Regions from separate parts of the Homo sapiens genome. Here region 1 is linked to region 2. A link is an interaction called in ENCODE POLR2A ChIA-PET data of the cell type or tissue named here. Cell type or tissue: B cell. All regions are shown on one strand.

Region 1 (4,000 bases), 50 kb after region 2:
CATCCACTCTAATCCGGGGCATATCCCTCAAGACACAGTCAGTCAACCGGAACTCTGCCAACTTTTGCTTGGGAGTTGTGTGAAGAATAGTAGCAACAAGAGCCTACTTTGAGAAGGAGATCAACAATCACACTCAAGAAGAAAAGAAGTTATTTGGCAAAGGGATGCATGTTGCCAAAATGTTAGTCACAGCTTCAAGGGCCCAGTTTGTGTCTCTACAACTATTCTTTGCTTTGACAGAGGCCATTATCTGACCCAGGAAACAGCTCAGCTTCTGTCACCCTCCCCATCTGAAGCAGTGAAGAATCCTTTCAATTTGGTAGTATCAAACTGTGACACAGACAAGATGTCCACCAGAGACTAAAAGGGGAGAAAAAATGTGTAATTTGCCACTTTCTACATAGGACTGGCTCAAGCAGAGCAACGGAAAACTGTGACAGGATAGGAAAAATGGAAAATCATTATGTTAAAGAAGCAGGCTGGGCCGGGCGCGGTGGCTCACGCCCGTAATTTCAGCACTTTGGGAGGCCGAGGCGGGTGGATCACAAGGTCAGGAGATCAAGACATCCTCGCTAACAAGTTGAAACCCCGTCTCTACTACAAAAAAAAAAAAAAAAAAAATACAAAAAATCAGCCGGGCGTGGTGGCAGGCGCCTGTAGTCCAGCTCCTCAGGAGGCTGAGGCAGGAGAATGGCGTGAACCTGGGAGGCGGAGCTTGCAGTGAGCCGAGATTGCGCCACTGCACTCCAGCCTGGGGGACAAAGTGAGACTCCGTCTCAAAAAAAAAAAAAAAAAAGAAAAGAAAAGAAAAAAAAAATAAGCAGGCTGTACCAAAAGTCCGCCCAGGAGCACCGAGCCTCCATATGTTATCTCAAAATCCCCTTAAAAAACAAACCAAAAAGGTACACTGTAGGTTGCAATAGCATAATATTAAGCAGGTTTTTACTCCCAAATAAGTACATATATTTTGTAGCCTGCAACTCTTCCTGGGGTTGTAAGAAGACTATGTTTGCTGAAGCTGCCTGAACCAAGAGCCCATGAATTTCACAGTTATTTCAGAGCAGGAAAACAGACTAACATATACCAGGTTACTCTCCCAATCAGAGAACACAAGTAAAGAAAGAACATTTAATAATTTTCTCGGGCCGGGCGCGGTGGCTCACGCCTGTAATCCCAGCACTTTGGGAGGCCGAGACTGGCAGATCACAAGGTCAGAAGTTCGAGACCAGCCTGACCAACACAGTGAAACCTCGTCTCTACAAAAATACAAAAATTAGCCAGGCGTGATGGCACCCAGCTACTCAGGAGGCTGAGGCAGGAGAATCGCTTGAACCTGGGAGGTGGAGGTTGCAGTGAGCAGAGATCATGCCATTGCACTCCAGCCTGGGCAACTGAGCGAGACTCCGTCTCAAAAAAAAAAAAAAAAAACCCAAAAAAAAATTTTCTCTTCAACAGAACAAGACTTCTGTCTCTTGCCTCTTGCCTTTTTTTTTTCCTAAAAACACCTAGTGAGTCTAGAATCTCTTCCCTTCGTAAAAGCCATCAGTAAAACCTGAAAACTCCAATGTTCACACCTCTCCTGCATTTCACCTTGGTGCTATCACATAACTTATCAGTACCAGCTAGGGTAAACACTACTCTAGTATCAAGTGTGAGGTGGAATTAGTAAATGACCAGCCTGGCCAACATGGCAAAACCCTGTCTCTACTAAAAATACAAAAATTAGCCAGGTGGCACATGCCTGTAATCCCAGCTACTTGGGAGGCTGAGCCAGGAGAATTGCTTGAACCCAGGAGACAGAGGTTGCAGTGAGCCAAGATTGTGCCATTGCACTCCAGCCTGGGCAATACAGCAAGACTCTGTCTCAAAATAAATAAATAAACAAATAAAAAAACAAACACTACATTCTACTAGTCTTCATCAATTGACTTCATTCATCTCCACCTTCCCCAACTCTTAACTTCCCTATCTTCATCTTGATGGCAACCAATGTAACACAATATGAAATTTTTACTTTTAAAAGTTGACATTAATAAGAGTTAAAAAACTAAACATGCGGCCAGGTGTGGTAGCTCATGCCTGTAATCTCAACACTTTGGGAGGCCGAGGTGGGTGGATCACCTGAAGTCAGGAGTTCGAGACCAGCCTGACCAACATGGTGAAACCCCATCTCTACTAAAATACAAAAAATTAGCTGGGCGTGGTGGTGCATGCCTATAGTACCAGTTACTTGGGGGACTGAGGCAGGAGAAGCGCTTGAATCCGGCAGGCGGAGGTTGCAGTGAGCCAAGACTGCGCCATTCCACTCCAGCCTGGGCAGCAGGAGCGAAACTCTGTCTCAAAAAAAAAAAAAAAAAAAAAAAAAAAAAAAAACTGAATATGCATCAAATCAAAACCAGTTCTTCCCTGGCTGGCACGCAGACACACACACACACACACAAACACACACACACATGAGCAAGGCTAAGAGGAAGAAACAGAAAAACATGTTTCCTTTTGTTGTTGTTGTTGTTGTTGTTGAGGTGGAGTTTCGCTCTTGTTGCCCAGGCTGGAGTGCAATGGCGCGATCTCAGCTCACTGCAATCTCAGGTGATCCACCACCTTGGCCTCCCAAAGCGTTGGGATTATAGGCATGAGCCAGCGCGCCCAGCCTTGTTTTCCTTTAAGAGACAGGTCGGCCAGGCGCGGTGGCTCACACCTGTAATCCCAGCACTTTGGGAGGCCAAGGTGGGCAGATCACGAGGTCAGGAGTTCGAGACCAGCCTGGCCAATACGGTGAAACCCTGTCTCTACTAAAAATACAAAAATTAGCTGGGCGTGGCAGCACGCGCCTGTAATCCCAGCTACTTGGGAGGCTGAGCCAGGAGAATTGCTTGAACCCAGGAGACAGAGGTTGCAGTGAGCCAAGATTGTGCCATTGCACTCCAGCCTGGGCAATACAGCAAGACTCTGTCTCAAAATAAATAAATAAACAAATAAAAAAACCAACACTACATTCTACTAGTCTTCATCAATTGACTTCATTCATCTCCACCTTCCCCAACTCTTAACTTCCCTATCTTCATCTTGATGGCAACCAATGTAACACAATATGAAATTTTTACTTTTAAAAGTTGACATTAATAAGAGTTAAAAAACTAAACATGCGGCCAGGTGTGGTAGCTCATGCCTGTAATCTCAACACTTTGGGAGGCCGAGGTGGGTGGATCACCTGAAGTCAGGAGTTCGAGACCAGCCTGACCAACATGGTGAAACCCCATCTCTACTAAAATACAAAAAATTAGCTGGGCGTGGTGGTGCATGCCTATAGTACCAGTTACTTGGGGGACTGAGGCAGGAGAAGCGCTTGAATCCGGCAGGCAGAGGTTGCAGTGAGCCGAGATCACGCCACTGCACTCCAGCCTGGGTGAAAGAGCGAGACTCCGTCTTAAACAAACAAACAAAAAAAGAGACAGAGAGAGAGATGGGGTATTGCTACGTTGCCCAGAATGGTCTCGAACTCTTAGACTCAAGCAATCCTCCTGCCTCAGCCTCCCAAGTAGCTGGGATTACAGGCAGGTGCACCATTGTATGTCTTTTAAATATCAATATCTCAATCTCATTTTCAGAGATCACTTCTATGCAACCACTTTAAAGATCCCATGTGTTAAGACAAACTTTTAGAGGCAGGGACAGAGAAAACCTATATTTCAAAGGGGAAAAAAATGAGAGCTTAATAATTTGCCTTGAAGTTATTTACTAAATCCATAGGTAGGCTAAAACTGTCCTTATTCCCTGTGGTTCTCTTCTGATTTGTAAAAGGAGAACAGAATAGCCAAAAACATTCAGTAAGACAGTCAAAAACCAAAACCGTAAGGCAAAAATAACAGCATGAAAAAGGACGGGGACCCTGGGAGAGCCCAAAGCAATAACAGATTATTCAAGTCCTTTAAAAAATATGAATTCTGGACAGGCGCAGGGGCTCACGCCTCTAATCCCAGAACTCTGGGAGGCAGAGGCG
Region 2 (4,000 bases):
GGAAACACAGGCGTGTGCCACCACACCCAGCTAATTTTTGTATTTTTTAGAGAGATGAAGTTCCACCATGTTGCCCAGGCTGGTCTTGAGTTCCTGGGCTAAAAGCAATCCTCCCACCTTGGCCTCCCAAAGTGCTGGGATTACAGGCATGAGCCACCACGCCCAATCCTTTTTTCTTTAATATTTTTTGTCATTCTTTCTTCTTTTTTCTTTCCAGGCAATGTGCCATGGGACTTTTCTTTTTTTTTTTTTTTTTTTTTTTTTTTTTTTCAAGAATTCCAAGGAAAGGCTGGATGTGATGGCTCACATGTGTAATCCCAGCACTTTGGGAGGCCAAGGTTGGAGGACTGCTTGAGACCAGGAGTTTGACAGCGGCCTGGGCAACAGAGACCCAGTCTCTATAAAAAATAATTAAAAAATAATAATTCCAAGAACAATCAAGTGTTTTGTTTTTGAAGAGCTAGAAAGGAACACTCCTTCCTAGGAGAATACATAAGTCCTGTCTGAATAATCCTAAAGAAGATACAGAGTCTCTGACCTAAAAGCTAGCTACAAAAAGTGATCTTTGGAGTGGATTTAGAGTTAGCACAACACTTGCTGATTTTACTTCAATCTACTCCAAAGCATCCATGCTTAGAATTCATATCAAGATAAGGAAGTCAATGAACACAGCCCATACCTCTGAGGATGAAGTCAGCAGGAGAACTATTGTGAACAAAGGATCCCATGTGGCCATTCCCACTCTATGGTGGCCATCTAGCAGCCATGGCACTGGAGTGGGTGAAGTCACCGCAGGAACCATGAGACTACAGATAGCTAGCTACTCACCCAAGAAAGACCGGACAGTGGTGATAGAATCTCTGTGGCCATTCCTCAGGGGCGGTGGAGGAGGAGGGGGTGGCCCAGCTGGCGTCCTTGAGGGTGGAGGTGGGGGCTTTCCTCGGCTCGGGGGTTCTGACCCATGCATTCGGTATGGTGGTGGGGGAGGGGGAGCATCCCTGGCACCATTTCGGATCACAGGTGGTGGGGGTGGAGGAGCTGCAATTAAAATCCAAAGTAGTTAGGTTTGGATGTGGAGACGGCAAGGGGTAGAATGACTTGAAACACATGAGCTAAAAGAGTAACACACCCCACAGAGGCTCACAGTGCCTGGTTCCCCTTTGTCCTTATTACTTGAACAGCATCACCATTCTTCCAGATACCAACATTCAGAATAAATGTATGGCCTTTTTACATTTCCTACCAGTCAGTCAGAACCCTATCTGTTCTTGATTTTTTTCCTGCTTTTCCATGCCTTCCTCCACAATTCTAATTCAGGTCTTCCTTATATTTAGCCTGTTCTCTACTGCAAAAGCCTTCCGAATGTTCTCCTTGCTTTGTCTCTTACCCCTCCAAATTCATTTTGCATAACACCAACTCACCAACCTCCCTAAAAACTTGATCCAGTTTTTTCAAAGGCTTTGCACTGCCTAAATCATAAAGTCTCAAACTGTGGCTGGGTGTGATGGCTCACGTCTATAATCCTAGCACTTTGGGAGGCCGAGGCGGGAGGATTGCCTGAGCTCAGCAGTTGGAGACCAGCCTGGGCAACATGATGAAACTCCATCTCTACTAAAAATACAAAAAATTAGCCCGGTGTGGTGGCGTGTGCCTGTAGTCCCAGCTCCTCAGGAGGCTGAGGCACAAGAATCACTTGAACCTGGGAGGTGGAGGTTGCAGTGAGCCCAGATTGTGCCACTGCACTCCAGCCTGGGCAACAGAGAGAGACTCCATCTCAAATACATAAATAAGTAAAAAAATAAAGTCTCAAAGCCTTTGCTTACATAGTAACCTACCACACCAATCAGCTTGAGCTTGGCTTCTCCTCTTCCCTTCTTATTGCTAGGCTAGGTTAGGAGCCCTCCTCTGCACTTCCACTGCAGCTTGTGCATACCTACCACTTGAATAGACTATTATAATTATTTATTCTGTGTGCTCTTTCCCCAGTATACTGTGTACCCCTTGATGTCAGAGCAGTTCCTCCTTCTGGGTTCCCAAGTTCAGCCAAATGTACAGCACACAGCAGGTGCTCAATCAATGTTTGCTGAATAAACCAAATTATATGCTTTGCTCTTGTGACTCCCCTCACAATATTCTGATATCCCCCCTTCCCTTACTACCAAATCCTCCCTACCCTTCAAGGTTCAATCCAAGTCCCATCTTCTCAAGGCTTTCCCAAAGCAATCCATTTTCTTCTGAGTCCCTCCACCTCTGCTCTCCCACAGCATATACAGGCTATGTCACTTACTCTAATATCAATGAGCGATTTTCAAAATATATACAGCAGATTCATTGTGGGAAGTTACATATGTCCAGTAACAGTCTCATTGCTCAAACACTGCAAACACCTCTTTTGGAATTGCCTCCAAAGCAAGTTTATCAGTCAGAGCTGTAAACACTATTATATGATGGTCACATTTCATTTCTGAGGTCGCCCCACCACCATCACCAATGAAAATATTCATACCTATGCCAGGCACGGTGGCTCACGCCTGTAATCCCAGCACTTTGGGAGGCCGAGGCGGGAGGATCACCTGAGGTCGGGAGTTCGAGACCAGCCTGATCAACATGGAGAAACCCAGTCTCTATTAAAATACAAAAATTAGCCAGATGTGGTGGTGCATGCCTGTAATCCCAGCTACTCGGAAGGCTGAGGCAGGAGAATTGCTTGAACCCAAGAGGCGGAGGTTGCGGTGATCCAAGATCGTGCCATTGCACTCCAGCCTGGGCAACAAGAACAAAACTCTGCCTCAAAAAAAAAAAAAAGAAAATGTTCATACCTATGTCTGAATCTGCTTTTTGGTGATTCCAAAAATCAAATTCACTCTTAAAAGATGAAAATTTGCCACCAAGTAGAAGGTAACGTCAAAAGCATGTGTCAAGAAATGGCAATATGACTGGAATATAATAGATTCTAACGTGTTTGTCTTACTCCTATGCTCTGTATTAACTAACAATAATAGCAGCTACCATTTATTGGGTATCTATTATGTTCCAGGCATTTTCGGTGTATTAAATCTTTAAAAAGTCTTATAGCCACACATGCGAAGTATGTAATATTATCCCCATTTCACAAATGAGAAAACTGGGACTCAGGTTATTTGTTTAAGGTCACAGATCAAATAAAAATAGGCAAGGCACATGTCTGCTCTTTCTACTCTCCCACACTGCTTTTCGTAACTCCCAGTATTCTGCATAGTATCTTCCCAACCAGATTTACAATCCAGTGGCTTGGAAGTGCATCTTTTGGTATCTAGGCCATGTTCAATTTTTTTTTTTTTTTAAGAGACAGGGTCTCACTCTGTCACCCAGGTTAAAGCGCAGTGGTGGAATCATAGCTCAGTGCAGCTTCAAACTCCTGGGCTCAAGCAATGCTCCCGCCTCAGCAAAGGGCTGGGATTATAGGCATGTGCCACAGCACGTGGCCCAATAAATAGTTGTGACCTAAATAGTATGTGAAGAGACTACTCAGCTTAACAGACAAAACTGTTTTTAGTAGTAAAACGGTATCTTGGCTAGGCATAGTGGCTCACATCTGTAATCCCAACACTCTGGGAGGCTGAGGCAGGCAGATTGCTTGATGCCAGGAGTTCGAGATCAGCCTGGGCAACATGATGAAACCTCACCTCAAATTTTAAAAAAGTACAAAAATTAGCCAAGCGTGGTGGCACACGCCTGCAATCCCAGATATTCTGGAGCCTGAGGTGGGAGGAGCTTGAACCTGGGAGATGGAGGCTGCAATAAGCCAACATCGCGCCACTGCACTCCAGCCTGGTGACACAGCAAGACTGTCTCAAAGAAAAGAGTATCTTATTATTCCTCCTGATTACTATCAGAATTGCTGTAGTGACTATAGTTAAGCATGTAACACAGTAATAGAATAACATACACACACACACACACACAATCTGGCACAATAAGCCCAATAAATGTTTTTGCTTCCCGTAAGACACACTCAGAA

Evidence for each region. Peaks named below come from ENCODE experiments on the same cell type or tissue, not always from the same donor. Only the 100,000 strongest peaks of a DNase experiment are listed, where the experiment ranks them.
Region 1: POLR2A ChIA-PET joins it to region 2 with 5 read pairs; 25 of 35 experiments call an interaction of 5 or more read pairs at or near these places.

The regions. Positions count from the first base shown.
Region 1 is chr17:40,221,028-40,225,027 of GRCh38, reverse strand. All of the region lies in intron 1 of WIPF2 (WAS/WASL interacting protein family member 2), which reads right to left. Among named protein-coding and RNA genes, the nearest start is that of WIPF2, 3.7 kb to the right of the region's middle. RefSeq lists an enhancer at 1-501. In B cell, no CTCF peak of the experiment used is centred here; a DNase peak (open chromatin) is centred at 2,485.
Region 2 is chr17:40,270,828-40,274,827 of GRCh38, reverse strand. WIPF2 (WAS/WASL interacting protein family member 2) reads right to left here. Exons shown (of 8, transcript NM_133264.5): 6 at 829-1,038. Among named protein-coding and RNA genes, the nearest start is that of CDC6, 15 kb to the left of the region's middle. In B cell, no CTCF peak of the experiment used is centred here; no DNase peak of the experiment used is centred here.